Linked DNA regions of Mus musculus: all the other regions are linked to region 1. A link is a loop called in an ENCODE intact Hi-C map of the cell type or tissue named here. Cell type or tissue: left cerebral cortex. All regions are shown on one strand.

What was found. Hi-C counts contacts between places; a loop is a spot of excess contacts. Peaks named below come from ENCODE experiments on the same cell type or tissue, not always from the same donor. Only the 100,000 strongest peaks of a DNase experiment are listed, where the experiment ranks them.
Region 2: it touches region 1 in a loop (4-fold over the local background); 11 of 42 quality-filtered maps call a loop at or near these places.
Region 3: a loop joins it to region 1, with 4 times the contacts of the local background. A loop is called at or near these places in 6 of 42 quality-filtered maps.
Region 4: a loop joins it to region 1, with 3 times the contacts of the local background. A loop is called at or near these places in 4 of 42 quality-filtered maps.
Region 5: it touches region 1 in a loop (6-fold over the local background); 40 of 42 quality-filtered maps call a loop at or near these places.
Region 6: a loop joins it to region 1, with 5 times the contacts of the local background. A loop is called at or near these places in 34 of 42 quality-filtered maps.

What each region holds. Positions count from the first base shown.
Region 1 is chr14:66,280,436-66,285,435 of GRCm38, reverse strand. Ptk2b (PTK2 protein tyrosine kinase 2 beta) reads left to right here and starts at 4,384. Exons shown (of 31, transcript NM_001162366.2): 1 at 4,384-4,553. In left cerebral cortex, CTCF peaks have their summits at 2,584 (motif pointing right) and 4,277; DNase peaks (open chromatin) are centred at 2,595, 4,386 and 4,800; H3K4me3 peaks cover 951 bases; H3K27ac peaks cover 825 bases.
Region 2 is chr14:65,985,774-65,990,773 of GRCm38, reverse strand. It overlaps Gulo (gulonolactone (L-) oxidase), which reads left to right. Exons shown (of 12, transcript NM_178747.3): 10 at 231-395; 11 at 2,502-2,592; 12 at 3,080-3,987. The coding sequence ends at 3,208. Among named protein-coding and RNA genes, the nearest start is that of Clu, 20 kb to the right of the region's middle. In left cerebral cortex, a CTCF peak has its summit at 2,638 (motif pointing right); DNase peaks (open chromatin) are centred at 1,146, 1,470 and 2,647.
Region 3 is chr14:66,210,847-66,215,846 of GRCm38, reverse strand. Ptk2b (PTK2 protein tyrosine kinase 2 beta) reads left to right here. Exons shown (of 31, transcript NM_001162366.2): 2 at 2,295-2,535. The coding sequence starts at 2,332. Among named protein-coding and RNA genes, the nearest start is that of Gm52099, 18 kb to the left of the region's middle. In left cerebral cortex, no CTCF peak of the experiment used is centred here; DNase peaks (open chromatin) are centred at 923 and 2,004; H3K27ac peaks cover 1,510 bases.
Region 4 is chr14:66,227,365-66,232,364 of GRCm38, reverse strand. All of the region lies in intron 1 of Ptk2b (PTK2 protein tyrosine kinase 2 beta), which reads left to right. It overlaps Gm52099 (a long non-coding RNA gene), which reads right to left and starts at 1,232. Exons shown (of 3, transcript XR_003951031.1): 1 at 1,153-1,232. In left cerebral cortex, no CTCF peak of the experiment used is centred here; DNase peaks (open chromatin) are centred at 1,634, 2,351, 2,829 and 3,670; H3K27ac peaks cover 880 bases.
Region 5 is chr14:66,179,954-66,184,953 of GRCm38, reverse strand. All of the region lies in intron 5 of Ptk2b (PTK2 protein tyrosine kinase 2 beta), which reads left to right. Gm52098 (a long non-coding RNA gene) reads right to left here. Exons shown (of 4, transcript XR_003951030.1): 2 at 1,913-1,960; 3 at 49-170. Among named protein-coding and RNA genes, the nearest start is that of Gm52098, 4.0 kb to the right of the region's middle. In left cerebral cortex, a CTCF peak has its summit at 2,095 (motif pointing left); a DNase peak (open chromatin) is centred at 2,094.
Region 6 is chr14:66,173,651-66,178,650 of GRCm38, reverse strand. It overlaps Ptk2b (PTK2 protein tyrosine kinase 2 beta), which reads left to right. Exons shown (of 31, transcript NM_001162366.2): 7 at 5-59; 8 at 475-615; 9 at 885-959; 10 at 1,487-1,588; 11 at 2,910-3,027; 12 at 3,439-3,478; 13 at 3,856-3,902; 14 at 4,763-4,813. Gm52098 (a long non-coding RNA gene) reads right to left here and starts at 156. Exons shown (of 4, transcript XR_003951030.1): 1 at 1-156. In left cerebral cortex, a CTCF peak has its summit at 2,778 (motif pointing left); a DNase peak (open chromatin) is centred at 2,786.

The DNA of each region.
Region 1 (5,000 bases):
TTTCAAAGTGAGTGATTTTTCTCTGCAAGCATGACTTTCTCTGGCTGGCAGAGTTAATACCTGATCTCAAATGGTATTACAGAGCAGTAGTCATAAAAACCACAGTACTAGCCCCAAACTGACACATAGGCCAATGGGATAGATAGGATGGAGGACTTAGAAATAAGCACGGGTACAGCCAGCTAAATTCTGATAGAACTGTCAAAAACACATCAGAGAACCAGCAAGGCCCTGAAGGGGAGCTGGGAAACCAGAATTTCCACAGGTACAATGAAACCAGATCCTTATCTCTACACAAAAGCAATTCAAACTGACCAAAGGCCTTAACTTAAGACCTGAAACTTTGAAAGTGCTAGAGAAAAGCACAGGCAAAGCACTTCAGGACACAGTCCCAGCAAGGACTGTAGAAGCAGGACCTGCTGAGGTTTGGTCTGTTGGCTGTGTATTGTAATGCTAAATTCCTTACCTGAATGAAGGTCTAGCTGCCAGCCACAGTTACCAACTTTTTCTGTGCAAAACTTGCTCCTTAACTTAAAACTATTGGTTAAATAAAAATGTCTACAACCCATTGCTGGAGGATTAGAGGTAGGTAGGTTTTAAGTTAGCTGGTTGGGTGAGAGAGGAAGAGGGACAAGGGAATGGGAAGGAGGCCACCACGAAAGAAGATGGACCGTGAGCACCTGGCCATGAGTAATAACAAGAATCTGGGGCAAACCTCTGGGAAGAAGCCAGGCCAGCCATTAGAAAAGTAGATAAGTGGTGACCCCCAGTAATTGTCAAAGCCAAATAAAATAACCACAGTCTGAGTCTCATTCATTCGTAAGCTAGATGTGGATAAGTTTAAATTATATTAAATTAAATTAGACCCTAAGAACACAAGCTCCCACGTTCTTATGACATCTGTCAATCTCAAGAATTGACAAATGGGAATACATGACCTTAAGAAGCATCTGCACTATGTATCAAAAGATGGCCTAGTCGGCCATCACTGGAAAGAGAGGCCCATTGGACACGCAAACTTTATATGCCCCAGTACAGGGGAACGCCAGGGCCAAAAAGGGGGAGTGGGTGGGTAGGGGAGTGGGGGTGGGTGGGTATGGGGGACTTTTGGTATAGCATTGGAAATGTAAATGAGCTAAATACCTAATAAAAAATTTTAAAAAAAAGAAGCATCTGCACAACAAAGGAAACAATCACTGAAGTGAAGAGACATCCTACAGAATGGGAGTGGGATGGGGTGGGGCAGGGAGGGGTGAGGTGGGGGAGGGCTCTGCCAGCTACATACCTGACAGAGAGGATTAGTATCCAAGCTACATAAAGAACTACAAAAACATCACAAAACTAAATTGTCTGATCAATAGATGGACAAATAAACAGTTCTCAAAAGAAGAAGTACAAAACCATCAATAAGTACTTGAAAAGGTGTTCAACATCCTTACCCATCAGGGAGATGCCAATTAAAACTACTTTCAGAGCCGGGCGTGGTGGCGAATGCTTTTAATCCCAGCACTCGGGAGGCAGAGGCAGGCAGATTTCTGAGTTCGAGGCCAGCCTGGTCTACAGAGTGAGTTCTAGGACAGCCAGGGCTATACAGAGAAACCCTGTCTCGAAAAACAAACACAAAACAAAAAACCAAAAAACCAAAACAAAACAAACAAAACTACTTTCAGATTCCATCTCACCAGCTAAGGCTAGCTGGTTAACAGAAAACGTCTGTGTCATTCAGCCATAAATCCTGAGGAAAGAGTTGAAAGAATACAAGTTAGACACCACAGAGACTCTTGATGTCCATGTTTGCTGGATCTATATGCACAGAAGCCAAGGTATAGAGTCCACATGGATGTCCACCAACAGATGAGTGAGAGAAGACAATGTGGTACACAGACACACACGAGTTTTATTCAGACACAGAGAAGAACAAACAATTATGTCATTTTTTTTCTGAAAAATAAATGAAACTGGACATCACTGTGATAAGCAAAATAAGCCAGACTCAGAAAAATATCAAACGCTTTCTTTTATATGCAGAATATAGATTTTAATAATTATATAAATTGACCTTGGTGGTGCTGGCTGCTTATTCTTCCTATTTAGCCAGAGGAAATAGTGAGACTGTCTAGGGCAGCAGTTCTCAACCTGTGGGTTGTGACCCTCTTTGAGACTCAAATGGCCCTTTCACAAGGGTCACCTAAGATCAACAGAAAACACAGATATGTGCATTGTGATTCTTAACAGAAGCAAAATTACAGCTATGAAATAGCAACAAAGGTTATTTTATGGTCGGGGCGGGGGGGGGGGGGTCACCACAACACGAGGAACTGTACTAAAGGGTGGCAGCGTAGGAGGGGTGAGAACCCTGGAGGAGAGTGAACACCAGCCCAACAGGCAAGACACTGGGTAGTGAGTTAGCAGCAGAGTACCTGTTATAATGAAATATGCTCGTTTTTTTAAGAAGTGACCAAAAAAAGTGCTCAGAGAAGTTTGAAGGAAATAATATGCCAGGTAAAGAATACAACGTGTGTGCACACAGAACAGAAGACCTTACTAGAGCAGAGATATGGCTGTAGTTCATATGTGTGCCCACATGAGGGCAGCACACACAAACCCAGCTAGTCTTCAACAGTCAGCCAGCTGCCATTCCCTCAGGTAGATCTCGCTTTACACCACAAGACGCTTTACCCACTCTTTCCCAAGTGCAAGGATTCAGAAAGCCACCCCCTGCCAACACCTTACGCCACCCCACTGCTCACACCCTCTGGTAGTTTTTTTTGTCCTGTGGTCATGTACCCCATACGCTGTTCACAGTCTTCACTGCTCCCCCAACTCTACCCCTCCACTTGTCTTTGAGTGCAGATAGTTGATAAATGGGGCCCTTCAGGATGGTAGAGAGGGTCCTGCTGGCCCAGCAGATGGCAGGGTATATTGTGGTGTTGAGGCATTTGAGGGTGGGTGACGCTAGCTTTAGATAGGGTTTTTAGTAGACATGGAGGATACAGCTAAAATCTACATTTTGTTACATCTTAAGACATATGAACTTTATAGCTTTAATTGATTTTATGATTATTGCTATTGGTTTTTCGGGACAGGGTTTTTCTCTGTAGCCTGGCTGTCCCGTAACTCACTCAGTAGATCATGCTGGTCTTGAACTCAGAATTCTACTTGCCTCTGCCTCCTGAGTTCTTAATTAATTAAGTCTGCTTTCTCTTGAGAAGCCATCACCACCACTCTGAAAGATGAGTGTTGGTAGCTTCTGATGGTCTCCTGGGGCAGCAGGTCTGTTGAACTTGGAGGTGGGGTAGGGTGAAGAAGTGTCATCATGAAAACTGTGGCTTTCACAGGGAGTTGGGCAGCTTGATGTTGCAGTCTCAGGACTGCTACTATCAGAGACAGAACTGTGACTAAACCCCAAACCCCAAAGGGCACAGGATAAAGATGTCTGGGGCAGGGTCTCCTGCTAAGTCCAGCTCACTGACCTCCACTTAGGAGAAAGTCAGAATCTTTCTCGGGCTAGAGAAGTAAATGATGTCGCAACTTAGTACTTTAGATCTGCCTCAAGTACCACTGCCTTACTGATGCAGTAAAGAGATGGCCAGCCTCTTCGGAGGGTCACGGATACAAACTGATGCAGGGAGAGGGCCACAGAAGAAAATCATTGTAAGGCTTCTCTAGTCTTTTCTGGTTTTGTTGTTATTAATGCTGGGTTGGGGTTGGGTTTTGGGGTTTGGGGTTTTTTTGTTTGTTTGTTTGTTTGTTTGTTTTGTTTTGTTTTGTTTTGTTTTTGAGACATGATCTCTTTCAGCCTAGCCTCATCTTGAACTCACCTCATAGCCAAGGATAGACCTCCAGAGCGTTGGAATTACAGATATCCACCACCTACACTCAGTATTATGCCTTTGGTTCTGGGAATGGAATCCAGGCTAGACACACATTCTACCGTCTGAGCTACATTCCCAACCCCTTCCCCGACTGTTTTGGGACTGTGTTCTGGTCCTCCAGGGTCTGGGCTCAGAAACCCAGTCCTAGGTGTTTCCAATCCTGTACCAGTCATATCGGGCATCCCTAATATTTATCTGACCTAGGGTGAGGGCCATTTCAAGGTGTGGAGCCATGGGGGCCACTGCTGAGAACATGGGTCAGGTCTGGTGACTAAAGGCTGCAGAGAAGGGTGCCTGGAAGAAGCCAGGTGTGGTAGGAGTTGGAGGTCAACCAACTGCAAGAGGTCCGGAGCACCTGAGGACCCCAATTGGGGCCCTAAGGCAATGGGCTCTGGCCCCCGGGTCAGCCGGGCAGCTCCAGGAATTGCAGGCGGCATCTATTTCAGAGTTTATGGTAAGAGGTTGGAGCCTGCACACACAGACAGCACACCCCACCCTTTAAGGAAGTGGAGAGGAGAGCAGCAGGGGTGTGGTTAACGACCGAGAGGAGGAGGGGGAAAAACAACCTGTCAGCCTCTTACTCAGCCTCTGCAGGCAGAGCCGCGCGTCCTACCTGCGGCGGCTGCGCTCACCTGGCCCAGCCCGGAGCCCTGGCCCGAGTCCGCGCCTCGCCCGAGGGTAAGTCCTGCGTGTTCCTACCCAGCGCCGGGGTCAGGGACACTTCGATCGCTCGACTTAAGTGGAAAGCTGGAGAGGGTCTACAGTTCCAGTCCTTCGGGAAGCTTGAGAATTCCTGGAAAGGTAGCCAAGGACCCAGAAAGTCGGAGGCGCGGAGCAGGTGCTTTCCCTGAGCTTGCCGCCCTGAGCTAGGGGGTTAGGGAGGGCGCTAGAGAAGGCATCTATTTTTGGAGTTCTTTTTAAGACTAAAGGGTGTTTCTCCCTTTTTGTCCTGTTATCTTATTCAGAGAGGGGCGACTAGGGGCACGATTGAAATCGGCTCAGCAACAATGCTTGTCTCTAAAGGTTGGATTTGGGAACTCCGAACCCAACCGAGGGCTTCAGAACCCAACTTCAGCTCTAGCTCAGACCTCTGCCCAGGCACGGCGCGCTCTTCTCCACAGTGCC
Region 2 (5,000 bases), 290 kb after region 1:
TGCCCAGGTAAGACCTTCCCAAGATAGGCCTATCCCCAGATAGGGGCCATCCCCATGTAAGACCTTCCCCAGATAGTGCGCTCCCCCAGACATACCATGAAAAAACGGTTTCCTCTAGAGCTGGGCCATGAGCATCCCAGCTCAGGCCCAGGTCCCCTATATAAAGCCATGGAGGAGGAGGATTGCGGTAGTCCCTTCTTACTCTGAAGTCTCTCCTGGGCGGAGGGCAGGGAGAAGACCAAGGAGGCCCTGCTGGAGCTAAAGGCCATGCTGGAGGCCCACCCCAAGGTGGTAGCCCACTACCCCGTGGAGGTGCGCTTCACCCGAGGTGATGACATCCTGCTGAGCCCGTGCTTCCAGAGGGACAGCTGCTACATGAACATCATTATGTACAGGTGAAAGCTCTCTGCAGGGTGTGGGGTGTAAGGAGCCCTCGAGTGCAAAGGGATTCCTCTACTTCTCTAACCTTCCAGTGCCATCTTCTGAGGCCACCTTCTCTTTCTCTCTCTCTCTCTCTCTCTCTCTCTCTCTCTCTCTCTCTCTCTCTGTCTTGGTTTTTCGAGACAGGGTTTCTCTGTGTAGCTCTGGCTGTCCTGGAACTCACTTTGTAGACCAGGCTAGCCTCGGACTCAGAAATCCACCTGCCTCTGCCTCCCAAGTGCTGGGATTAAAGGCGTGTGCCACCACGCCTGGCGAGGCCACTTTCTCTATTGGCAGATTACACTGACATCTCACTCCTTTGAGTTCTTAGAATGCTCCCTCCTATAGAGTCTTGTGACGTATACCACTTATAGGCTAGGCTATATCGCTATATTCTAGCATCAAGAGTGAATTAATACCAGTGAGGAATATTTATTATTTATGAGGATTATATAACAAAATGAGCAATATATTCTCACTCAGGTGCCCACCCCAGTAAGATCTCTGCTGGCCTGGAAGCCAGGCTATGTTGGGATGGATTCCGAGGCTAGTTTAAGTTCAACAGAAGAGAGGCGGGTACCTGATGTTGGGTTCCTGCCTGCATAGGGGTACTTGTCAGTTCCAGGGACTGAACCCAAGCTTGTGGCTGGCCTTCTTTTCTCTCTTTTTAGCCTGCAGGAGGTGCCTGAGGGAATTAGTCTTTTCTGGTTTCTTGCTAAGATGTATCCCTCATCTACCACCCACACCACCTCCAGTCTTGCTTCACACCGCCACGAGACTCAGGCCTTCTCTGGCTTTGAAAAAAAAATAGTGGCCACCTTGATCTTTCTAGGGTGTTCTTCCCCCATGTGTAAGGCCTCAAATCCTTGCAAAGCCAGGGACAGCTGAATTCAGTTTTTAGGGGGCCTCAAAGAGTCACAAACACTTTTCTGAAAGACTCACTGAAGGAACTGTCGTCTCGTTCATGGAGGATGTAGCTATGGTAAAGCTTGTGTGTCAGCTGTCTGTGTGTCTCAGCTTCTCAATCCTCAAACGCAAATGCAGAAGTGAGGGATGCCACGGGATGCATCTGAATGCGTTTGAAGTGTTAGCGCTGACGTCAGCTTTGGAGATCAGTCACCATGGGGCTGAGTAGCCGGGCAAGAGACCAACTGGAGAGCTTCATTAGGTTACACAGCCTTGCTTTCTAGACATGGATAAAGTCATCTGGGGATTCCACAGCACTGGCCAAAGTACCATATGTGTGTGATATGTGTGAGCATGGTATGTGACTAGTATGGGGGGGTGCTGTGCATATTTCATGCACATTATGTATGTGTGTATTGTGTGTGAATACTAGATGTGTAACTATTGTGTGTGTTGCATTTAAGTATTAAGTATTGTGTAAAAGTATGATATTTCAAATTTGTGCATTGTGTGTCTATTATATGAATACTGTATGTATGAACAGTGTGTGGGTATTGTGTGACAGTCGAGAGTTGCTTGCAATGAGGAAATATTCTGGCAAACACACCATTAACAATTTTATAACAATAAACATCACCCTGCACAGCACCCCCCTGCTTGTCCTAGGCTGCATGCCTGTACAATACATTGTATCTATTGTATATATGATGGTGGCATGTGATACATTGTATCTATTGTATATGATGGTGGGATGCAATACATTGTATCTATTGTATATGATGGTGGGATGCGATACATTGTATCTATTGTATATGATTGTGGTGTGCGATACATTATATCTATTGTATATGATGGTGGCTAACCTGTGTAAAGCGATAACCTGGACAAGAGGAATTTTTCAGCTCCATTACCCTTGGTCAGTCTTTGGCCAAGATTAAACTCACAGTAATGTCCAGATACCAACTGATGAATACAAGAGGGGACAACGTCTCGGGGAACCCTTAGGGATGTGCAGTGAGCAGGCATCTGTCCTGGCTGGGCTGATCTGCAGGGAGAGCCAGCTTAATCTCCAGTCACCTGCCAGATTAGGGGCAGGTCAAAGAGAAGGCACCTGAGACAGTGGAGGCACATCATGGGACAGAGCCGGATAGCCACCTTCTTCCTCTCTACTTTAGGCCCTATGGGAAGGATGTGCCTCGGTTGGATTACTGGCTGGCCTATGAGACCATCATGAAGAAGTTTGGAGGCAGGCCCCACTGGGCAAAGGTAAAAACATTCAGACATTTCCCCATAGCCACGGGGCAACTGCTGTGCACCTTATGTCCACAAGAGGGCGCTCCTCCCTATTAACTCTGAGGAATCCTCCCAGCTTCTTAGTGAAAGGGCACCAGAATATGCCTTTCCTGCACTCTGGCCCCTGAAGCCCAGATCCCTTGGGAATCATCCTAGAGATTTCTTTCACTTTATTAGATTTTCCCATGGAGCTAGCGAGCAGGGTAAGGTAAACATCAGTGTGCCCACTTAACAAATAAAACAGTTAAGGAAGGCCTGTGTAGTGGTGGGACCGAAGCTGGGGCCTCCATGCTATCATGGGGTGCATTTTAAGGCCTTTTAGCGTTATCTTCAAGACCCCCTTCTTTTTGTCGGGGGAGGGGGAGGGCGGGGCAGTGTCAGTGCAGGCTCAGGATCAGTGCAGCCTTGCTTGACATAGTTCTGTGAGGACAAAGCCCGATGCTGCTGATTGTGTCCACAGGCCCACAATTGCACCAGGAAGGACTTTGAGAAAATGTACCCCGCCTTTCACAAGTTCTGTGACATCCGCGAGAAGCTGGACCCCACTGGAATGTTCTTGAATTCGTACCTGGAAAAGGTTTTCTACTAAAGTAGAAGCAGAAGCAAGCTGCCCTGACCCCTCACTTCTGCTGCCTTGGGGGGGGGGGGGCAGGGCAGTGTCTCACAGGCACAGTGGGAGACGACCTCTCCTGAACACAAGGAGGGGCTGGGCTCTGGCCGAGGCCTCTGCCTTCTTTATCATCTTCATAACACCCCAGGCAAGAAGTGGCCTCTCACTCAAATTCCTGTTTGCATCTCCACGAGCCATACATAAACTACAATCATCTCAGGAAAAGGGGTTCCCCTTGCATCATATCTGTCCAGGCTAAGGATTTGGTCCTTCTAGGTTCTACTGGTCCACCAAGTATAGAGAGATCCCTGGGGCCTGCAGTTTTCCCTCCCTCTTCAGAAGGGATCTCTTGGCAACAGAGGTAGCATGAGGCATGCTCTGCTTACTTTTATCCTTAAAGGCCTTTCAGATGCCCAGAGTCTGTCTGTTGGTCCTGAGCAAGCCATCTTCCAGATGGGTCCACGTGGCCTTCTGACTGCCATGGCCTGGCCCTCACAGTGTCTCTTTCGGGTGGTGTTTAGAGTGGAATTTGCCTCGTCTTCTTAACCAGTTCCTGTTAGATCCCTGTGTTTTCTCCCTTCACCTCAGAGACAATTCTTTGGGCTGGGATCTCGCCGTGTCCCTGGGTTTCCCTGGGTCTTGGTTTCATCTTTCTCTTCACAGAGATGATTTCAGTTTATTTGTGGCCTTTCTGGAATGTTCCTTGGAGAGCCAATATGTTCCAGGTACTTTGTCAGAATTAAAAGACTCTGAAAGATATCTTTTTGCCCTTGAGGAATTCATATTTTAATTCTTTATCTCGTAGAGAGTTAAAATGCAAAATGTTCTTACCAACAGAATTGCCAGATCAGCAAAGGGGCAAAGGACTTGGATAGATATTTCTCTACAGCAGGTACACAAGGCCCACGGACACAGAAAAACATGTTCAATATCATTATACCCTAGGGAATGATCAGTGCATCCGTGATCAGTATCATTGCACTGATCATTAGAAAAGTGCAAATGAAGCCACAATGACACATTAGTATCAACAATAACAAATATTTAAGGGCAGAAGCTTACTTAAAATATGATGAGTTTTGAAATTAGTCTTATAACTTGATTGCCTATTTCTCATGTGTGTGAATGCCACGTTGACAAGCCAAAAGTTTGAACATGCCCACTGGGAGAAGCTTTGGGGCCGCAAGAGTCCACACTAACTCCAGCCAGAGTCTGCAGCCTTTGGGCTGCCTGGCAGACTGGGGCCTATGAAATCATAGGTACCTGAGCCCAACATGAATCTCTCGTTATAGATGTATTCATTGGTTGCTTTTCTTTGGGCCACTCTGAAATGGATTGGTGCTGCTAACAAGAGTAAATGTGGGCCTGGAGAGGGCTCAGAGCGTAAGACCATGCCTGGCTCTTGTAGAGGACCCGTGTTTGATTCCCAGCACAGGATCAGAAGAAGGCTTACAGCTACTGAAGCTCCTAGCTCTCTCTTCTAGGCTCTGAGTGTCTTGGGTGGAGGAAAATAATAGCAAACTAAACCCCAAGGTATTGGAAATCTCCAGTTTCCAAATCAACCCACCCCTGCCCTTCCACAAAAGAAGAAACCGAAGCTCAGAGAAGTAAAGAGACTTATCAATATCTCAAAGCAAGCTACAAAAGGCGATGTCTTTAAGCTCTTCAACCAAAGGTAGGGGAGTTTGAGACAGGCTGCATAGGCATGTGGAGAAAGGCCGACTACTTGTTGCTTAAAGAGAAGGTAAAGCCCAGAGCTGTCTGCTATCAG
Region 3 (5,000 bases), 70 kb after region 1:
ATTTTATTCTTGGAGACAAGATTTCTTGTGGAACTGAGAGCTTGTGGATTCAACTAGACTGGCCAGCAAGCTCCGAGACCCATCTTTTCCTCTCCACAGCCTCCATTGCTGGGGTTATAGGAGCACATCACCATACCTGGATTTTATGAGGTTACTGGGGATCTGAACTCTGGTCTTTGTACTTTATTGACTGAGCCATCTTCCCAGCCACTGCTTTATTGTTTTGTTTTAAAGGAATAGTTCCTTAGAGTAATGACTATTCAAATCTTTCCAGGTACCTGGATCAGTATAAATAAACAATCATAGGCTATGTTCTGCTTCTAAAATACTTGACTCCATATTTATATTGTTACTCTGCCAGCTCCATTATTTTTCCCTCCTAATTCCTGGTGCAGGCAACACCCCACCACCAAACTACACCCATATGAGAATGCACATCTTTTATCTCTAAGAATAACTCTCAGACCTAGGGCTTAGCTCATTCTAGAACTAGCTGGGTAGTTTTCTGTTTTGAGACAAGGTCTTGCTCTGTAGATCAGGTCAGCCTGACATTTATGACAACCCTCCTTCCTCAGCTTCCCAAGTGCTGCAATGACAGGTGTGAGCCGTCAGACCCAAGTTTAAGGTGATCGTTAGAAAAATTCTTGGAAATTAAGACCGCCTAATCCTCACCACAGACACATTCAATACATGCACAGAGGGCAGGGATTGGGGGTACACTGGTGACCCCTGTACAAGCCTCAGCTGATGTTGCCAATGCATAGTTACAACTTTTCTTACTTCTTTGGACATTCCCCCACTTTATAATTTTATACATTTATTTATGGTGTGTGTGTGTGTGTGTGTGTGTGTGTGTGTGTGTGAACCCATGTACATGTGCAGACAGTCACGTGGTGTACAAACTACTCTCTGGAGTAAGTTCTCTCCTGCCACCTTGTGGGATTGAGAATGGAATTTGTGGGATGGTCCTGCATCTCTCTGCTGAGCCATCTCAATAGCCTAATCCCTTGCTCTAGATCAGGAGAAGTCAGTCCTTGATAGTTCTGTTGTTTAACCAGGGATTTCCCAAGCTTCTTTGAGCATAAATCTCTTCTCTGAGCCTGCCTTCTTCCTTCCCCTTCCCTCTGGTTCTATCTCCTCTCCTCCCCTCTCTCACCTCCCTCCCTCCCTCCCTCCCTCCCTCCCTCCCTCCCTCCCTCCCTCCTTCCCTCCTTCCTTCCTTCCTTCCTTCCTTCCTTCCTTCCTTCCTTCCTTCCTTCCTTCCTTCCTTTCTATAGTACTAGAGATAGAAATCAGGACGTTGTGCACACCGGTCGTGTAATCTATTATGCATACTTCCCAGCCCCAGGGCAAACTCCTTGCAGAACACTGTATGCTATTTTAAAATACAAATGTAGTTAGTGTTTAAGTTTGAAAATAAGGGCTCTGTGTCACTAGCCCTTCTGAAGTTTCAAAAACCTATGTCCACTGGTGATTAAACTAGATTAAGACAGCTGAGATTCAGGCTGAATTACAGATTGCACGGATTCTTAATTTACTTCTGTGTCAGTACTGTGGCCAGGCTGTCCTCAGTACAGGCTGCAGTGTGCAGGAGCCCAGACTAGCTCTATCTGTCATGCAAAACAACTTTCTACCCTAAACAGCAGGGAACCAGCCAAGGGGCTTTTTTTCCCTAGGCCAGCCTTTCTGTGATCCCTGGTACTCTATGTGGTGAGTTCCTATGAGGTCCAGGCCTCCTATATGAAAACTCTAGCAAGTACTGAGGTTGTGAGCAAGATCAGTCAAGTTAATGGCCTGTACCTGATCTGGGCACTTTATCTTCTTCTCTGTACATTCTCTTGGGGCCACCGACCCCCAAGTTATGTTTCTTCTCAGATTTTCCTCTCCACTCCTGTTTTCCTTCTCCTATTTATCACAGCCTCACTCCCTGCTTTTTCTGCTCTGCTGTGTCATGCCACAGCCGCCTCCTCTCGCAGCTGCCTCATGTGCTAAGTGTGGGCCTCTTGCCTAGGAGCCAGTGTCGGAGGAGAACAGGGAAGGAAATAGGGCCAGAAGGCAGAGCTTGCGTGCTTGAGAGTGAGTCTAGATTATATACCTGGATGTTTTATCAAACTGGCTCCCATGCTTCAAAGCCTCCCCAGTCGAAGCAGCTGGAGGCCTTTGCAGGGAGTTTTCAGGATTAAAAGAATGGGCTGTTGTATCCATCCTGGGTCTTGTGGGTGTGCCAGCCTGGGGGATGTGGCATGTGGCTTGCAAGAGCTCACTCTGTGGCTGTCTCTCTGTTGTCTCTGCAGGACTGCAATGTGCCGGTCCTAGCTGCAGTCTGAGAGGATGTCCGGGGTGTCTGAGCCCTTGAGCCGTGTAAAAGTGGGCACTTTACGCCGGCCTGAGGGCCCCCCAGAGCCCATGGTGGTGGTACCAGTGGATGTGGAGAAGGAAGACGTGCGCATCCTCAAGGTCTGCTTCTACAGCAACAGCTTCAACCCAGGGAAGAACTTCAAGCTTGTCAAATGCACAGTGCAGACAGAGATCCAGGTAAGGGTGGCGGCCTCTGTTCCTCAGCTGCTCTGCTCCTCCTTCCACTTCCTGGACAGATGAGCAACCCTTCCTGAGCCTAGCAACTTCTTCTAGCATTGTCTGGGCAGGGCAGATGTTGGCATCAGGAGAGACATTTTCAGCTTGCTGTACCACTCTCCTCTAGCTGTGCATGCAGGGTTACACTACACTGGCCTGTTTTAACTTGCCTTTATTGAACATTTACTATATGTATCCCTGTGGTCAGTTTCTCAACATACATGCTATTGAATTCTCCCATGAGGAGACCCAATAAGAACATACCCATTCTCTTCCAGAACATTCCTTCATGATGGCCCTCAGAAGATTGCTCTGGAGGGCTCATAATTTGAGCAAAGGAATTGGGTACCTTGGGGGAAGTCTCCCCAGGCCCAAGGGGGCTAAATTGGCTCTGTCACTAGCCCTTCTGAAGTTTCAAAGACCTATGTCCACTGGCGACTCCTTTCATCAGTGCTATGGTAGTCCTAGCTGCCAGGTCACTGTGCTGTATCTTGTACAATGCACACTACAGCTCACACACCAGAATAGGATGCATTGATGAACACGCTGTCTCTTCCAGTTAGCATCCTTGCTTCAGTTGGGTAGACTTCTGTTACCCATAGCTGATCTGATTAGGGTTCTGCTTGCCCGTCACGTGTGAGGGTGTGTGCAGAGAGTAAGGAGGCCCTTTCCTCTGGCCTCTGCTGATACTCAAGCCTCCTTTGGGTGTCCCATTTCTGCACACACCTTATGCCATCCACCGCCAACTCAACCTGTTTGTTTCCAAAAGTTAACTTGATTTCCAAGTAGTGAGAAGCACCATAATGACCCAATTTTGATGACAAACGAACACATCTAGCTATTCCCACTAGAATGTGTTCTGAGGATGTGCTGAAGGACAGATGGAATTGAAGTCGTGGCACAACTGTCCATGGGGAAAAAATGGTGGAGACAAACCCAGACACTATTGCATAGGCCAGCAAGATTTTGATGAAGGGATCCTGGTATAGTTGTCTTGTATGAGGCTATGCCAGTGCCTGGCAAATACAGAAGTGGATGCTCAGAGTCATCTATAGGATGGAACACAGGGCCCCCAATGGAGAAACTAGACCAAGGAGCTAAAGGGGTCTGCAACCCTATAGGTGGAACAACAATATGAACTAACCAGTAACCCCCAGAGCTTATGTCTCTAGCTGAATATGTAGCAGAAGATGACATAGTTGGCCATCACTGGGAAGAGAGGCCCCTTGGTCTTGCAAACTTTATATGTCCCAGTACAGGGGAATGCCAGGACCAAGAAGTGGGAGTAGGTGTGTAGGGGAGCAGGGCGGGGGGAGGGTATAGGGAACTTTTGGGATAGCATTTGAAGTTTGAAATGTATATAAAGAAAATATCTAATTAAAAATACCTTAAAAAAAGAAATGGTGGAGAATGGCAGGAAGGTTGTTTTAGTGAATAGAGAGATTTCAAATGTGGCACAAGCTATATGATTCTAAGTATCTAAAGGAGAGGTGGGCACAGATAATGAAGGTGTAGAACACACGCCTTGGAAATCCAGAGTTAGACTGGGGGCTAGGGAGCGGCATGTAGTTGTTGTTTGCTTGGTTTGGTTTCTAAACATGGTCTCACTGTTTAGCCCGGGCTGGCTTCATATTCACTCTGTAGCACAGACCAATCTTGAACACATGAACACCATACCTCAGCTTTCCAAGTGCTAGCATTACACATACTCAGGCTCACACACATAGTTCTTAAGCAGGAGATCTTCCTGGCTCTGTAGTTACTTAAGGTCAGAATGTATGACAGGCTACGAGTGTCTGAAGAATTCTCTGGAGGGGCACAGGGACAGAGTGGATAACAAAAGAGTGACATAACTCTTTTCTTGGAACTTATACCCAAGCCTTTTGATTTTCCCTGCTTGCAATGTTTCCTACTGTCAAAACGTAACCTTCTAATGCCATCCTGTTATTACAAGCTGTGACTTTAAAACCACCTGGACTAACAGTCATGCCAGGCTCCAGCTGGATGGCTTATGTGGGCTTGGATCTGAATGCGTACGGAATCTGTGTGCAGATTTCCCTCAAGAGGACCATGCCCACCTGTTGCTTTGCTGTAGGGACTCAAGATGATAAATGAGAATTACCTAGCACACAGTGGGTTAAGTACCTGGCACATAGTGGATTCCAGGATCTGGATCCGTTGGTAGTCTGGTTTATCATTGCTCTGCACAGCTATCTCAGAGCTACCAGTGTTCCACAGGAAAAAAAAACCTCAATTTTTTTATTTATCCACTTATCTGTCTTATTTTCAAACTTAGACAGTAACTACATTTGTATTTTAAAATAGCATACAGTGTTCTGCAAGGAGTTTGCCCCGGGGCTGGGGAGTATGGCATAATAGATTACACGCCCAGTGTGCCCAAGGTCCTGGTTTCTATCTCTAGTACT
Region 4 (5,000 bases), 53 kb after region 1:
CTGGTCTGTGGTGAGCTGTAGTGAGGTGAGGTGCTATTCTTTTTCTGACTTCCTGTGCTCTTCAGAAACCTTAACAAGAGAGGGCTGATGGACCTGTAAGCCAAACACAGCCTCTGTTCGATTCAGGGAAGCTGGAGTCTCAAGTCTGACAGGTAAAACCCAGGATTCTGATTGTGTTTCTGCTAGCATCCAGCAAGGGGATGTGAAAAGCTTGGGAGGGGCTGGATGTAGGGTGCAGAGCCTTCACTATTTTCATATTTGGGTCAATATATTTTGAGAGGTGGCCAAAACAATCCCAGAGAAGCATCTACTGTTGAATCATTCTAACACGGAATGGGCAAACTAAATTTTCTATCTCAAGTAACTGACTTCAAGGCTCTATTTGTTCTCAGCTACACTCTAGCTGTAAACGTGGATATGCAGTTATATCACAACTATGTGTAACTTTGAGATCTTGGGTAAATGTAACAGAGGATGCCTATCTAGTCTGCTCACCGGTTACTTTTTAGGGTAGACTAGAGTTGATTCTGAATGAGGCTCTGGGTCCTGGTGGCATGGAGGCCAGTGGAAACACGGCATTGGTTTACTCATCACTTCCCTTCTTCTTTCCTCCCTCCCCTTCCCCTCTTTCCTCCTCCAGTTTCCTTTGCCTTCTCTTCTCTTCCTTCCCCTCCTCTCCTCTCCTCTCCCCTCCTCTCCCCCCCCCTCTCTCTTTCTTTCTCATTTTCAGATAAATTGCTGGTCTCTCTCTCTCTCTCCAAACTCTCATTTGTAGAGCTTTGCTTCTGGGAGATTCTTTTCCTGCGCACCCCTGGCCACCTGGCTCCCCATTCCTACACCTGCCTCTGGGTCCATGTGACCATTTTCTTTCATGGCTTCTTTGCTACCTCCGTGCTGTGGAGGTTTCCAGTTGTGTTTTCCCATGGTCTTTTATTTGAATTTCTAACCAGGGAATGAGAAGTCCTGCTGCTGTTGGATCAACAGTCAAGAAGTTGCAGTAGAACTCACATGGGAGGGGGAGGGGAAAAGGGAGGGGGAAGGAGGGAGTGGGATTGCTCTTTTGGGATCTGGCTCCTCCCTACTTTGAATTCTCATAGCTAGAGTTTTAGAAGAACAAATTTCCCCCAAAGTTTCTGAGCTCTGCATAACTACCTGTTTCTTTTCTTGGCACCCATTTCCCAATAGAAGGCTTGAGTAACAAGACACTGAAATAGAAACTACCAGGGCACTGGGATGGGAGGCCCCAAGACAGCCAGGAAGGCCTGCATTTATGACTTGTAACCTACTGAACTCTGTCACAATTCGGCCTTGGTGAACACCACACTGTCAAGGGGAGTCTTGTGGCCTGGGAACTGGGGGTTTCTGGGATCCCACTGATTGGCGCACCATTTAGTTTCCTAAATTCAGTTCTCACCAGGGAGATAAGGGCTATGCTTGTGGTTTCTTACCCTTCCTGGGAAGGTGTTAGAATTACTTAGAATGTCAAAGGTTGGGAAAGAGGGAGATGCTGGGCCCAGGATATAATGTTTCAGCAATGCAGAATGAATGAGTTCTAGATCTCTAACAAGCTCTGACTAGTCTTGTATCCTGTGGTTAATCGTCACTGGGAATATATCTCACACCCTGCTCCCCCTGCCAGATGGTAACTATGTGAATAGATGAATATTGCCAGTTAGCTCTGCCATAATACAACATATTGCACATCTTAAGTATATATAATTTCAAGTCCGGGTTCAGTGTGTGGCTCCATGTATAACATTGGTGATAGGTATGTGTGTGTGTGTGTGTGTGTGTGTGTGTGTGTGTGTGTGTGTGTATGAGTGTGTGTGTGTGAGTGTGAGGGTGTGTGTGTGTGTGTGTGTGTGTGTATCAGTACTTTTGGGTTGTTATTACAATATAATGGGCTTGTCCTGTGAGTGCAACTGCTTGTCCATAGTGGGAGTATGGGGGAAAGATTCTGTTACCTGTGCTGTTTGCAGAAATAGCTCTTTCAGGGAGCACAGAGAGGCAGAAAGACAGGATAGGTGGGTGCTCAGGGACTAGAGGCTGGAGAGAACTGAAGGCACAGGATGGTAAAGGACCCTGAGACACCATCAGACACTCATCTCCCAGGACACTGCTTAGAGGCCAGGATGCCTTTCCATGTCCCAGGCCTCTCCTACCAGGCTGCATCAGTTGCCTGTCTATACTGTTTACCCCAGACCTCAGTTTGGATTGGATTCGGAAATGCTGTTTGCTGCCTAGCCTGGCTTTGTGCTAAGAAGACTGGCCACTCTCCATGGTCTGTGTGGAGAATACAGGAAGTCAGACTGTAAGAAAGAGAGCTCCAGGAAGAGGCAAAGCTTTATGCGTGTGGGACAGACGGTACATATCTTTAAATACATTTAACCAATATAGCAGCAAGAGAGCTTAAAGTCGTGTAACTGCATGGGATTCTAAATGTGGGTGTGTTTTTATGTAGTTGCAAATTCCATTCTCTGTGGCTTAACATTTTTATATACATCTTTTCACATACTACTACTCTTGTATTTTTATCATGGCTCATCTCTATGTTATTGATACTGCTGAAATTTCCTTCTGAGCTCTTTGTTCTGGTTCTCACCATTCCCCTGTGGTAAGCAGTGAACATCTTTGTACAAACAATCTACTTTCCTCACCTCAGACCCATGGAGTGTTCAGGTTAGCGTCAACCTTCAACTAAATACAACCTAGAAAGGCCTGGAAATGGAATCTCATTTGAGGAATCACCTAGATCAGACTGGCCTGGGGCATGTCTGTGGGGATTATTTTAATTGCTAATCGATGTGATTGGGCACCGCCCACTGTGGGCAGCACCATTCCCTAGGTTTCTGGTCCTGAGTTGTATAAGAAAGCTAGCTGAGCATGAGCCTACCTGCCGGCCAGCAAGCAGCATCTTTCATAGTTCCTGCCACACTTCTTTAAGTTCCTGTTGACTTTCTGCAACAATGGACAAGGATGTGAAATCCTAAGCCAAATAAAACCCTTTTCCCCCAGAAGTCACTTTTTGTCAGAGTGGTTCTTATCAAAGCAATAAAAGTGAAACTAGGACATGGGACATGTTTCCCAAACCAGGTTAGCAGGTGTGAGTTATTTAGTATTTAAAAAGGTTGCTCACCAGAAAGCCAGTTCTGAGTAACTCACCAACCCATCAACATGTAAGTTTCTTTTGTTTTCCCTCTGGGTCTCTTGGCTCCTTTAAGTTGTTTGCAGTTGGTTTCTTAAAGTTGATTTCATTAGCATTTTTAACCACAAGGGTTTCTCCATCTATTTTTAACTTCCCAAGTCTTTTCACACACAGGTGGCATCCTGTTTGCTTGACGGGGCATCTGGATTGTTGTTTTAGTTGATTGCCATTAGAACGAAGGCTGGTTGCTGTAGTGTACAGATGGGGACATCATGCTGTTTGACGGTTTCAGTGTCTGTTTACACAATGCAGAACTTTGGTGTAGACTGGATTTGTAGACCAGCAGCAGATTGGAGGCTGGCAGGTGGAAGCTTGTTCAAGAGGATGTTTTTGTGGGAATGGGGAGGGCAATGCCTATGATGAAAGTCTTGTGTTTATACTTTATAGGATTTTTTTCTGAGTGCTTGGGTTTTCTCTTTTTTTTAAGTTTTAATTTCATTTGATGATTTTTTTTTGGTTTGTTTTAACTGCATGTACATCTGTGAGGGTGTCAGAAGCTCTGGAGCTGGAGTTACAGATGGGTATGAGCTGCAATGTGGGTGTTGAGGAATGAACCCAGGTCCTCTAGAAGAGCAGTCTGTGCTCTTAACCACCGATCCATTTCTCCAGACCCTCGAGTTTTCTTTTTAATTACCATTTTTTTAAATTAAATATATGGATCACATTAGATCCCTTAAATAAAATTCTCTGTACTCATCTTACTATACACGCCACTCTGCTGAAGGCCTGCATTCCGGTCAAGGCTGCATAGCTAGCAGCAGATGATGAACTTGGCGAGGAATTTTTGTTGAAGCGATCATGTCTAGGAGCCATGTCAGAAAAGCCACGTGCAGCTGAGCTACCCTTTGACACTCAAACACATCCAGAGCTGCAGATCCCAAAGTGGAGCTTCGGCTGTGTATGGACGAGGTGTGTTGGGTGAGACGGGAACGTAAGTTCTTGCCCAGCATCTGCCTCTTAAGAAAGGGGACTCTACGGTGGCTGGCTCCATCAGTTTTCCTTAATGCTCCAAGTGGGAGAGACATCTATCTGCCTTAAGGACTTGAGCAAAGCAGCGAGAGCAAAGACTAGTAAAAGGGGAAGCCTGCGCAGCCGGGAAGGCTCCTCATCTAGGTGCTTACCAGCCAAAGATGGAAAAGACCTGAAAGACATTCTCTCTGTCCTGAATATTTACAGATTCATCATTTTCTAAAGTAATAGGATAAAATAACCATTTGTATATTAAGTGTATTTGTTATCTTGGGTTCAGTATAGCACCAACAGGAGGATAAGCATAAGCTAGATAGAAGTGCCACGTCCTTTCTAGGAGGAGCTGGAACACGCTTAGATGTTGACATCTGGAAGGTCTTAGAATGAGTTGCTTGCAGACACTGAAGGACGCCTGCATGTAAATATAAAGACTCTTCCTCTTCCCCTCCTTCCCTCAGTCACAGTTTAAATCTTGGCCAAAATTAATAAATCAGGTCTGTCCCTTTGAAGGTCAAAAGAGGGAGGAAGGACAGCTGGCTCCTTGGGACACCTTGCCCTTATCCACTGATCTGCTTTTGACCTGCCTTGGCACAGCAAAGAAAAGGATTTGTCAACAGCTTCCGGGTGTTCAAGGGAACAACTGAGAAAATTAAGTGGTTGTGGGTGGGGGGTGGGGGGTGGGGCTAAGAGAGAACAGTCAGCAGGACCAAGAGGCAGCCAGGGTTTGGAACCCAAGGGAGCTTCTAGACCTTTCTCAGAGCCAATCACTCCAGGCATTGTAGCTAGGCAAACTTCCCACCTGTAGCCCGAAACCCAAGAAGGGTAG
Region 5 (5,000 bases), 100 kb after region 1:
AGAAGAATTGGGCTGACTGGGAAGAACAGAGGGTCTAAAGCGGGGTACCTGGACAGGAATGCTGAGTCTTCATTTGCTGTGCTGTTCTTGACAAGTTACATAGTCCCTCTGTGCCTTAATTTCTTTATCTTGAAAATAAGGATGATGTTAGCAGTAACCATCTTGGAGGGCTGTTGGGAAGAGTGAGTTAGTTAATATATTTAGAGTCCTGCGAACAATAACAAAGTGTCCTAGAATTAGTTCTTTATTCATTGATTCTATAAGGGGTCTGAGATCTGGACTATCCTGAAGAGAGGGAGAAAGACCAGGAGGAGGAGGTCACAGGCCCTGACAGGCAGCAAAGGGGTGACCAGAACGGAAGAAAGATGTTCAAGGGAGAGCAGGCAGTCTCCCTCTGTCCCTGTGCCAAGTGGGAGGGTGAGGGCCTTTTCATATCACTCTTAATTATATCTGTGGTACAGGATTTTGTGTGCTCGAGGCAAGCCCTCTAGCACTGAGGCAGACCCCCTTGGGCTCAGTTTACTCGTTTTTGTTTGTTTTGTTTTGTTTTGTTTTGTTTTTAGAGAAGTTTTAGGTTCACAGCAAAAGTTAGCAGAAGGCACAGAGGTTTCCCATGGATCCTGGGCCCAGCAAACACACACACACACACACACACACACACACACACACACACACACACACAGAGTTTCCCCTATTGTGAATATCCCTCAAGAGCAGTGAAGTTCTTATGGTGAATGAATATCCACAGATGCACCAGGATCACGCAAAGTCCACAGTTCACATCAAGGTTCACCTGAGTGTCACACATTCCACGAGTGTGGCCAAACGTCATGCAGAAGTTTCACTACTGTGAACATCTATTGTTTGTCTCGCCCTCCCCGGCCACCACCAACCTTTTTATTATTACGGTTTTGCCTTTCCCAGGGAATCACATAGTTGGGATGATAGCTAATTGATACTTATTTATTATTTATCGAAGGGTTCTTTATAGATGCCAAACACATCACTTTGTGTAAGCATTCTACTGTTGGGTCCAGGGTGGAAGCCAAGAAAATATACTTCAGATGTGGAAGCTTAAAAATGAAAGCTTTATTTTCTGAGTGCTCAGGAAGGTGGCCAGTTCAGGATCTGAACCGTAACCCTGAAGGGAGATTGTACAACATTTTTAAAGGATGGGAACACAAAGCAAGGGGGAGCTAGGAGCGATGCAGTGTTAGTTTGTGTCTTGCAATTGTATTTTGACATTATGGGTTAAGCAAGGGAGTACCCATGGAGACTGGGCCATATCCAGGGTACCTGGCTTCAAGGTCCTTAATTCATTCTCCTAGACATTGGGTCTGGAGCTCAGAGAGATGTGTGGAGAAAGGAGTAGGTCAGCCTCGTGCAGTTAATTAGGGCATAACAGGCAATTGATTATATGTTTTTACAACATAGGCACCTTGATTTAGATAACAGCAATTTCTGTATTCTTTACCAGTTAACAGAGCATTAAGAAAACATTTGGAGAAGTGGGATAGGTGTTCATTCCTAGGCCTGGGAACGTGAACTTGTTTGACCCTGTCAGCAGATGAAGAAGTTGTCCTTGAGAAACAGGTCAACTATAGGGAAGTCCCCAAGTCCTCTAGGGCCTGGGATCTTGAACTCAGTTTTTAAAAATGAAATGGTAGTACTTAGAGTAAGTTTCTTTTTCTTGTTCCCTATTGCACAGTAAACTATGAAGTGCATGGGCCATATGCTAGAGTTAGTCAGAAGGACCAAGTAACTTATCTTCTTTGACCAGATGGAACCAGGAATATTTCCCTTAGCCAGTGAGACAACAGAACTTTCTGGGCCAAAGAATCATAGTGAATGTGTTACCCAGGGCTTGTTCAGAAGTGACTGACAAGGCTAGGATTAGAGAAAGAATACTCACCTTGCTTTGCTTCAGAAAATCAGGAAGGAATTTGACCTTGTGGTTAACCTGTAAATGTTGGCAACAAGTTAACATTTTATTACTGCCAAGAGGATTTTGCATGTCTTTATTTTCCTTAGTTCTGGGGATTGGGTGTGGATCGGTTAGGAGTCTGCACCCGCCCATAGACTGCTGCCATCTAGTGTTTGCTTCTCAGAATTGCAGGCTCGGCCTGGAGAGAACCTATGGGTACTAGAGGCAGTCCAAACAACTGGCACCTCTTATGGTTCCCCTCTTCAGCCTGAGAAAAAAAGTCTATTTTAAAGTTTCGTTTTTGATTGACACATCTGCTTCTGTTGCTTTTGAAATATGAAATTGTTGTTAGCTTCCGTCATCACGCTGTGCGGCAGAGCATGGAGCTTAGGTCTCTTCTCACATTTAACATTATAAAAGTGGTTGGGTGTGGGAAGGTAAAGGCTCCCATATTTGGGCAACTTCTTTAAGGTGTGTAAGTCGGTGCTACCTGCCTAGCTTTATCTGCAGAGGGAACTTTAAAGCAGGTCTGGGGAAGCACGTCTTTAAGGAAATGATTGTTCGGCCCGAGAGTCTCTCCATCATTGAAGGCCTTTTCTGCCCCTCACTCACCTCACGCACATGCTAGACTGTGTGGTTGGTTCTGTCTACCCTGGTAAACAAAAACGTCAATGAATTGATGTCTTAGATGTTTTTGAATACTTTGAAATCTCAAAGCTCACCCCCAAAGGCTCACTTCATCCAACAAAGCCCTGCCTCCTCTTCCCAACAGCCCGCCAACTGGAATAGTCAAACATATGAGCCTATGGGGGGCCATTCCACCACATTCTACTCCCTGGTCCCCCACAAACTTGTGGGATCGTAATGCAAAATGCATCTAGTCTAACTGCAAAAGCCCTGGTAGTCTTTCAGTTTCAACACTGTTTAAAAGTCTAAAGTCTTCTGCTGAGACTCAAGGCAATCTCTTAAACTGTAACCATGTATGAAATTAAAAAAAAAAAAAGGCAGGCTGCATACTTCCAACATACAAGAGGACAGAATATACATTACAATTCAAAATGGGAGAAGAGAAGACACAGTGAGAAAAGACTGGGCCAGCGCAAGACTGAAAACTCACAGGGCAATCTCTGGGTCTTCTTGCTCCATGTCTAAAGTCAGAGGACTGAGATGGCGCCACCCCAGGGGTTCTCAACCTCCCTGATGCTGCAACCCTTTAATACAGTTCCTTATGTTGTGGGGACCCCCAACCATAACATTATTTTGTTGCTACTTCATAACTGTAATTTTGCTACAGCCATGAATATCTGGTATGCAGGGGATCTGATCTACAACCCCCAAGGGGGTCGCGACCCACAGGTTGAGAACCACTGCTCTATTCTTTTTCTGCTGACTGCACCATGCTTCTCCCTCTCGGGATGCTTCCACTCCCTGTATGTAGCTCTTCTTGGCAGGGTCTTATGGTTCCAGCACCTCCTTTGCGTTGGGATCGCCAGAGCAATCCAGGCTTAGCTTCACTCAGTAGCTTCATGTAGGGACTCCCTTGCCACACACCTGCCCTCAGGGGCTCTCCTCAACCATAGAGGAAGACTCCATGGTCCCTTTACTCATGTATCCATTCTGACTTGAAATCTAGGATCATGTGGATGACACTGCTATGTTTGACTGCCCATGTGGATAGAGCCTGGCCTGTTGAATCACATTTGCAAAAAAAAAAAAATTTCCTCTGTTATTGATTTATTACCAACCATGGGACAGAATCAATATTAGGCTGTCTTGGACTCTCCTCCACCAAGAAAACTATTCCAACACTTTTTAATTTAGCATCAGGCAGATTCTAAGGACAAGAGAAGTCAGCAGCCTCATATTTTGTTGTTGTTGTTGTTAAAATATCACAAGAATGATATAGAGCCGTGTGTCCAATAGTGATCTCCTCTGAAACCTCTTGAATGGCTCTTCCATGGTTCACATTGCTCTGAGCACTATTTTCTTCCAAGCCTGTGCTAGGATGGCCCATTAAGCCTTACTTAAAGGAGTCAACTGCTTTCCTAGCTAAAAGTTCCAAAGTCTTCCACATTCCTCCCCCAAAAACCAGCACGGTCAGGTGCATCATAACAGTACTGACTCCACTCTGGGTACCAACTTTTTTTTTTTCCTATTGCTGTGATAAAATGCCATGATCAAGACAATCTATAAAAGAAATCATTTAATTTGGGTCACAATTTCAAAGGGTTTATAGTTAAGTTAATGGTGGCAGAAGGAAGGAGCAGCTGACAGCTCACATTCTGATCCACTGGGAATGTTGAGAGTCTTCTGAAACCTCAAAGCCATCCCCCAACAAAGCCACACCTCCCAATCCTTCCCAAACAGGTCCACCAACTGGGGACCATTCTCATTCAAACCACCACACTTGGTAACTCACAAAGGACTAAATTCCCCTTTTTTTAGTTCTGTTCCAATATTTGTGCTGTTAAAACAAGGCCATTTGTGTAAGGGAAGCCAGTGTGTGCAGTTACCCAGGACATGTGTCATAGCTCACTCAGTCCTGGAGGGAATATGGACAACCACACTGACTAGAACAGTCCTGGGAAGGCTTGCTCTGAGGTTTTCTAGAAATGTCATAAGAAGCAGATAGCACTGGCTTGGGGGAACTTCTAAAGCTGCCATGACTGATCTTGGAGAACTTAACCACAGGGTGCTTTGGGTGGGTGATGAAGCACCCTAGACAGGCCCCTTAGAGCTCCTAGTTGAACCTGCTCCCGGAGCTATCATTCATCCTGTGATTTCACGTCTGCAGACCTGCCCTACAGAGGCTCATTCCTCTTTCCTGGCATCGCTATTTCCAAAACCCAGCAGAGAGAAGGGGCAGAAGGAAAGAGCCATGGCTCTGCGTTTTCCAAGTTCTCTCCTACTTAGGGACGTTTAGGGATGGGTAACTCCTTGTCAAGATGGGGCTTTCCTGGGTACACACTGTAGTGTACATCTCTAGATGCTGCTGTCAGCATGTGGAGCAACCAAAAGCACCTCCAGATGTAGATAAGGGTTTCAGGCTACAGGGGGATAGTGCCAAGTTGCCCCC
Region 6 (5,000 bases), 110 kb after region 1:
TCAGAAAAGAAGTCGGTCTGGACCTGTTTTTCCCAAAGCAGATGCAGGAAAACTTAAAGGTGAGGGAAGCAGAGATCAAGGAGCCCAGGGAGCCCTGTTCGATGTGGGTTTGGGACAAGAGCTAGAGAGTCCAGAGAAGAGGATCTATAGCCTGAGGCTACCTCACAGAAGACAGCAGATGCACGTGATAGGCCCTCCAGGCCTGGGAATCAGGATGAGGTGCACCTGGCTCACAACTGCCTTCGAGGCCTGATTCCTTTCATGACCTGGGTGGTGGGATTCCATGCCACCCACCTTCCTTCAAAAGGGTTAGCGTGTGCTTCTGTGGAGGTGGTCCTGAGCTTTAGGGACTATCTTCAGCTCAGTATCTGTCGTGGCGGAGACCCTGGGAGCCAAGTTGTAGCGGTAGGCAGCCTTTCTATAAGATCTAAACAGGAAGCTGAGTTGACCCTGTACTCCCCATCCTCTGCTCAGCCCAAGCAGTTCCGGAAGATGATCCAGCAGACCTTCCAGCAGTATGCATCACTCCGGGAGGAAGAGTGTGTCATGAAATTCTTCAATACCCTAGCGGGCTTTGCCAACATTGACCAGGAGACCTACCGCTGCGAACTCATTGTAATGGCCTGTTCCTCTTACCCTCACCCTGCATGAACTCCAGGCCTCTGGGATGGAACCCCGGGGGGGGGGGGGGGCAATGCATGGTGTGGGGGAGGGGAAAGAGGAAGGTGATCAGGGAGAGAAAAGAGATGGGAAGAGGTGAGCTGTATGGTGGAGTTTAGAATGGAAGAAGGGCTAGAGAGATGGTGGCGTTTGTTTACGTTAATGAGATTTTTTTTAGGAGCTGGGCAGTGTGGTAAACGGTGCCCTTTCTCCTTTTATTCCAGCAAGGATGGAACATTACTGTGGACCTGGTCATCGGCCCTAAAGGCATCCGTCAGCTGACAAGTCAAGATACAAAGGTAGAGAGAGCCCAAGAGTGAGCCTCAGTCCAGCTCCGGCTCAGGTCTCTTTCCTCCTCCCTGCCTCTTCTTCTATCCTCCCATCATCTCTTCTCTGCCCCATTGCCCAGGGCAGAGACTTTATAGGGTCTGACCTGGGTGTAGATTTGTTGAGAGGATCCGGGGATAGCAGCGAGGGTCAGGTGGTTCCTTATTTGCCGTGATGCTGGTGCACAAAGTGGAGTGGGGAGCGAGAGGATGCCGTAGATATTCTTGTGGTGCATAAAACAAGCTAGTGACTTCCTGGGAACCTGGGTCCAGCTCTGGCTCTACCCCCCAACCTGACATACAATCTTGGCAAGAGCACCTTTCTCCCCTTTTTCTTCTGCAACCTGAGCATCTTTGGTTTCTGAGACAGACTTGCCAGCGATATTCTCTCCATCCTCAAGAGAGATTCCGCACCCCTCATCTTCACCCTCATCTTGACCAGTTTCCTTGGTCAGATCCTGAGGATAATTGGTCTTCAGTCTTCCCTGCTTCCTTCACAGCCCACCTGCCTGGCCGAGTTTAAGCAGATCAAATCCATCAGGTGCCTCCCATTGGAAGAGACCCAGGCAGTCCTGCAGCTGGGCATCGAGGGTGCCCCCCAGGTGAGCATTTCTGGGGTACCTGGGAGCTCTGTGGATGAGATTTATTCAAGCCAAGCTGTCCAAGTCTGGGAGGGACTAGGGGTTCTCTGTTAACAGATCTTGTTAAGCAACATGTATCCAGGACTGGCAAGAGAGAGGAGGCTAACACCAAACTCAATAATCAGAGTTCAGTCCCCACTGTCACCCTGACACCCAGCCCATGTACTGGAAGGAAAGAAATGACCTGGAGAGAATTTTCCTCTGGTCTCCACATTTATACAGTGGCGACTTTGTGGCCTCTCTCCTGCAGCCAACAATAAATAAATGTCTTAGTCAGGGTTTCTATTCCTGCACAAACATCATGACCAAGAAGCAAGTTGGGGAGGAAAGGGTTTATTTGGCTTACACTTCCATACTGCTGTTCATCACCAAAGGAAGTCAGGACTGGAACTCAGGCAGGTCAGGAAGCAGGAGCTGATGCAGAGGCCATGGAGGGATGTTCCTTACTAGCTTGCCTCCTCTGGCTTGCTCAGCCTGCTCTCTTATAGAATCCAAGACTGCCAGCCCAGAGATGGTCCCACCCACAAGGGGCCCTTCCCCCTTGATCACTAATTGAGAAAATGCCTTACAGTTGTATCTCATGGAGGCATTTCCTCAACTGAAGCTCCTTTCTCTGTGGTAACTCCAGCTGTGTCAAGTTGACACAAAACTAGCCAGTACAATAAGTATAAACCAAAATAAAACTCCACCCATTATCCAAACAAGGTATCCATATCCACACTATGCTAATGGTAAGATTTAAGGAAATTTGGAGGAAAATTATTTCTTTAATATCAAGAAAGAAGTAGAAAACGTTTTAGGATAGGTAGAGGTGACTGAAAATAAGGTACATGTATAGCAGAAGTCTAACACTTAGTGAATAAGCAATAGTTTAGAAATCAAGATCTAAGGGACACGGGGCTCTTTTGTAATTAGAAGTAGGGGAGAGACCTCAGACCACCAAACATTTGTTTCTCTTCTCTTAGCAGCATGCACTTAGCCCCCAATTCTGTCCACCTCCCAATTCTCAGTTTTGGCCTGTACACAATGAGCGCCCACCAAATACAAAGCATCTTGCTATTTGCTCAAAGATCAGAGAGCCAGACCTGGCCTTGCAACAAAGATCACTAGGTAGCCAGCAGGAGGGACGGACAGTGCGCCCTCTGGTGGCTGTCTCTAACGACACATGAGTGGGTGGAGTCCCACAGAGGTGGGCCGGGTCCTGCAGCCCTTTCTTCCTCCCTGGGGAAGGTACTCTAGCCCAGCTCTGCTTTCTCACCATTGGCTGGCCCCTTCTTTACAGTCCTTGTCTATCAAAACGTCGTCCCTGGCAGAGGCTGAGAACATGGCTGACCTCATAGATGGCTACTGCAGGCTGCAAGGAGAACATAAGGGCTCTCTCATCATGCATGCCAAGAAAGGTGGGTTTCTCGTGGGATGTAGACTAGCCCAGAGGTGGAAGGCAGAGGGAAGATCAGGCATTGGCCCTTACGTGGAAGCAAAGATTTTAAGAGTGCGAGGAGGTGCTAAGTCTATTCTAGATGGTCAGCTACTGGAAGTAACTTCTCAAGGGGCTGTGTTTGCAGCCTCTGGCATAGCAGAGCCTTTGATAGCTTATAACTGTTCTGTTCTCTGTGATCCTGATTAGGGACCAGTCAGGAAATGGGTAAGACTGGAGCACGTGATGTTGGCAGGAGGATGTTTTCAAAAAGGGTTCTAGTTCCAGCTTCCACCATGGTGCTGACAGGGGGCCTTAGATGCAGTGTTCCACCTGCCATCCATTCACCCATATGTCCCTGTCCCCAACCCTACCTTCCTCTACTTTCCCTTAGATGGTGAGAAGAGGAACAGCCTGCCTCAGATCCCCACACTGTGAGTACAAGAGAGATACCTCTATGGCACAGGGCTGGAAGACTATGCAGGGAACACCACCACCTCCCTTGTTTCTGAGAGAATGCTTGAGTCTCTTCATTTCATTAGGGTGTGTGTTTCCTCCCAGTTCACACCCATGGGACATTCCCTGTCCCACCTGGTGCTATCTTGAGAAGAAGGCTTCTGTCTTTCCTTCAGCTCTTGCCCCTTGGAGTCCTGGGCTACTACACTCCCAGCTCACTGATAGCCAGGTTGGCTGTTTTTAAAGATCCCGCCCATCATGGATGTGTGGATGGAGGCAGAGTGGGGCTGCTTGAGGGGGGATGTTTCAGGGCTCTGGGGTCAGCTAGCTCCTGCCCTCTTACCTTGTCCTACAGAAACCTGGAGGCTCGGCGGTCGCACCTCTCAGAAAGCTGCAGCATAGGTAAGCATGCTCACTGAACCCTCAGCCTCTGCTCCTCCTTCATGCTTGGCGCATGCTCACTGAACCCTCAGCCTCTGCTCCTCCTTCATGCTTGGCGCATGCTCACTGAACCCTCAGCCTCTGCTCCTCCTTCATGCTTGCCCGAGGCCTGTGTTTCCTCTGCCGATGTTACTGAGCCTTCTAAGTCACAGTGGTAACTACTTTCTCTATCGCTTCTCAATGATGGCTCAAAAAAAATACCATTTGTTGTAATAACAAGTGTGAATAATTTGTACCACGGTACTGTTTTGATCTTGGTCAGCTGTATCGGCACACACAATACAATAGACTGAATGACTCAAAACCAGCCATTTCTTTCTCCGAGTTCTGGAGGCTGGCAAGCCCCATCTCTGCAGATTCTGGCTGGAGAAGGCTTTAGGTTGGTCTCCTTGCTGTGGGGCCACATGGTAGATACAGCAAGCTCTAGTGTCTTCTTTTAAGAGCTGATTTTAATAAGAGTCCTCTCTCCTCATGATGTCATCTGACTCTTATCGCGTCCTGGAGGACACCAGACGTCACACTGTAGGGTAGGACTGGGACGTGTGGATTTGGGAGAGATGAAGACATCAAGTTAATGGTAGAGTAAAATAAGTGATGTGTCATTTGAAACTAACAACACTGAGAGAATAAGCTCGGGTTAAGCTAAGTGTCCCTGACTGTGTGGCTTCCTTGAATCCTGGTGTAGGAGCCTGGAGTCTCCTGCATGAGCCCACCCCCCACCTCGATGCCCTGGCTTCCTAGGCAGGAGCCATGCTTTAATTCCTGGCTGTGCCCAGTGAAGACACATAGCCCATGGGCTGGGCCCCTTTCTGTCATTACAGAGTCAGACATCTATGCGGAGATTCCCGATGAGACCCTGCGAAGACCAGGAGGTGGGTACTTGAAGAGGTTGGTCATCCCTCCACCACGGTGACCAGAGTCAGGGCCCTGGGAAGTGACACCATGAGTATTCATGGGACACCACAGGAGAACCTTCTGTTCTTCCTTCATCCTCATTTTCATGTGCTCAGAGAAAAACGGAGGAACCCTTGGTTTGGGACCTGAGATTCTGTTACAGAT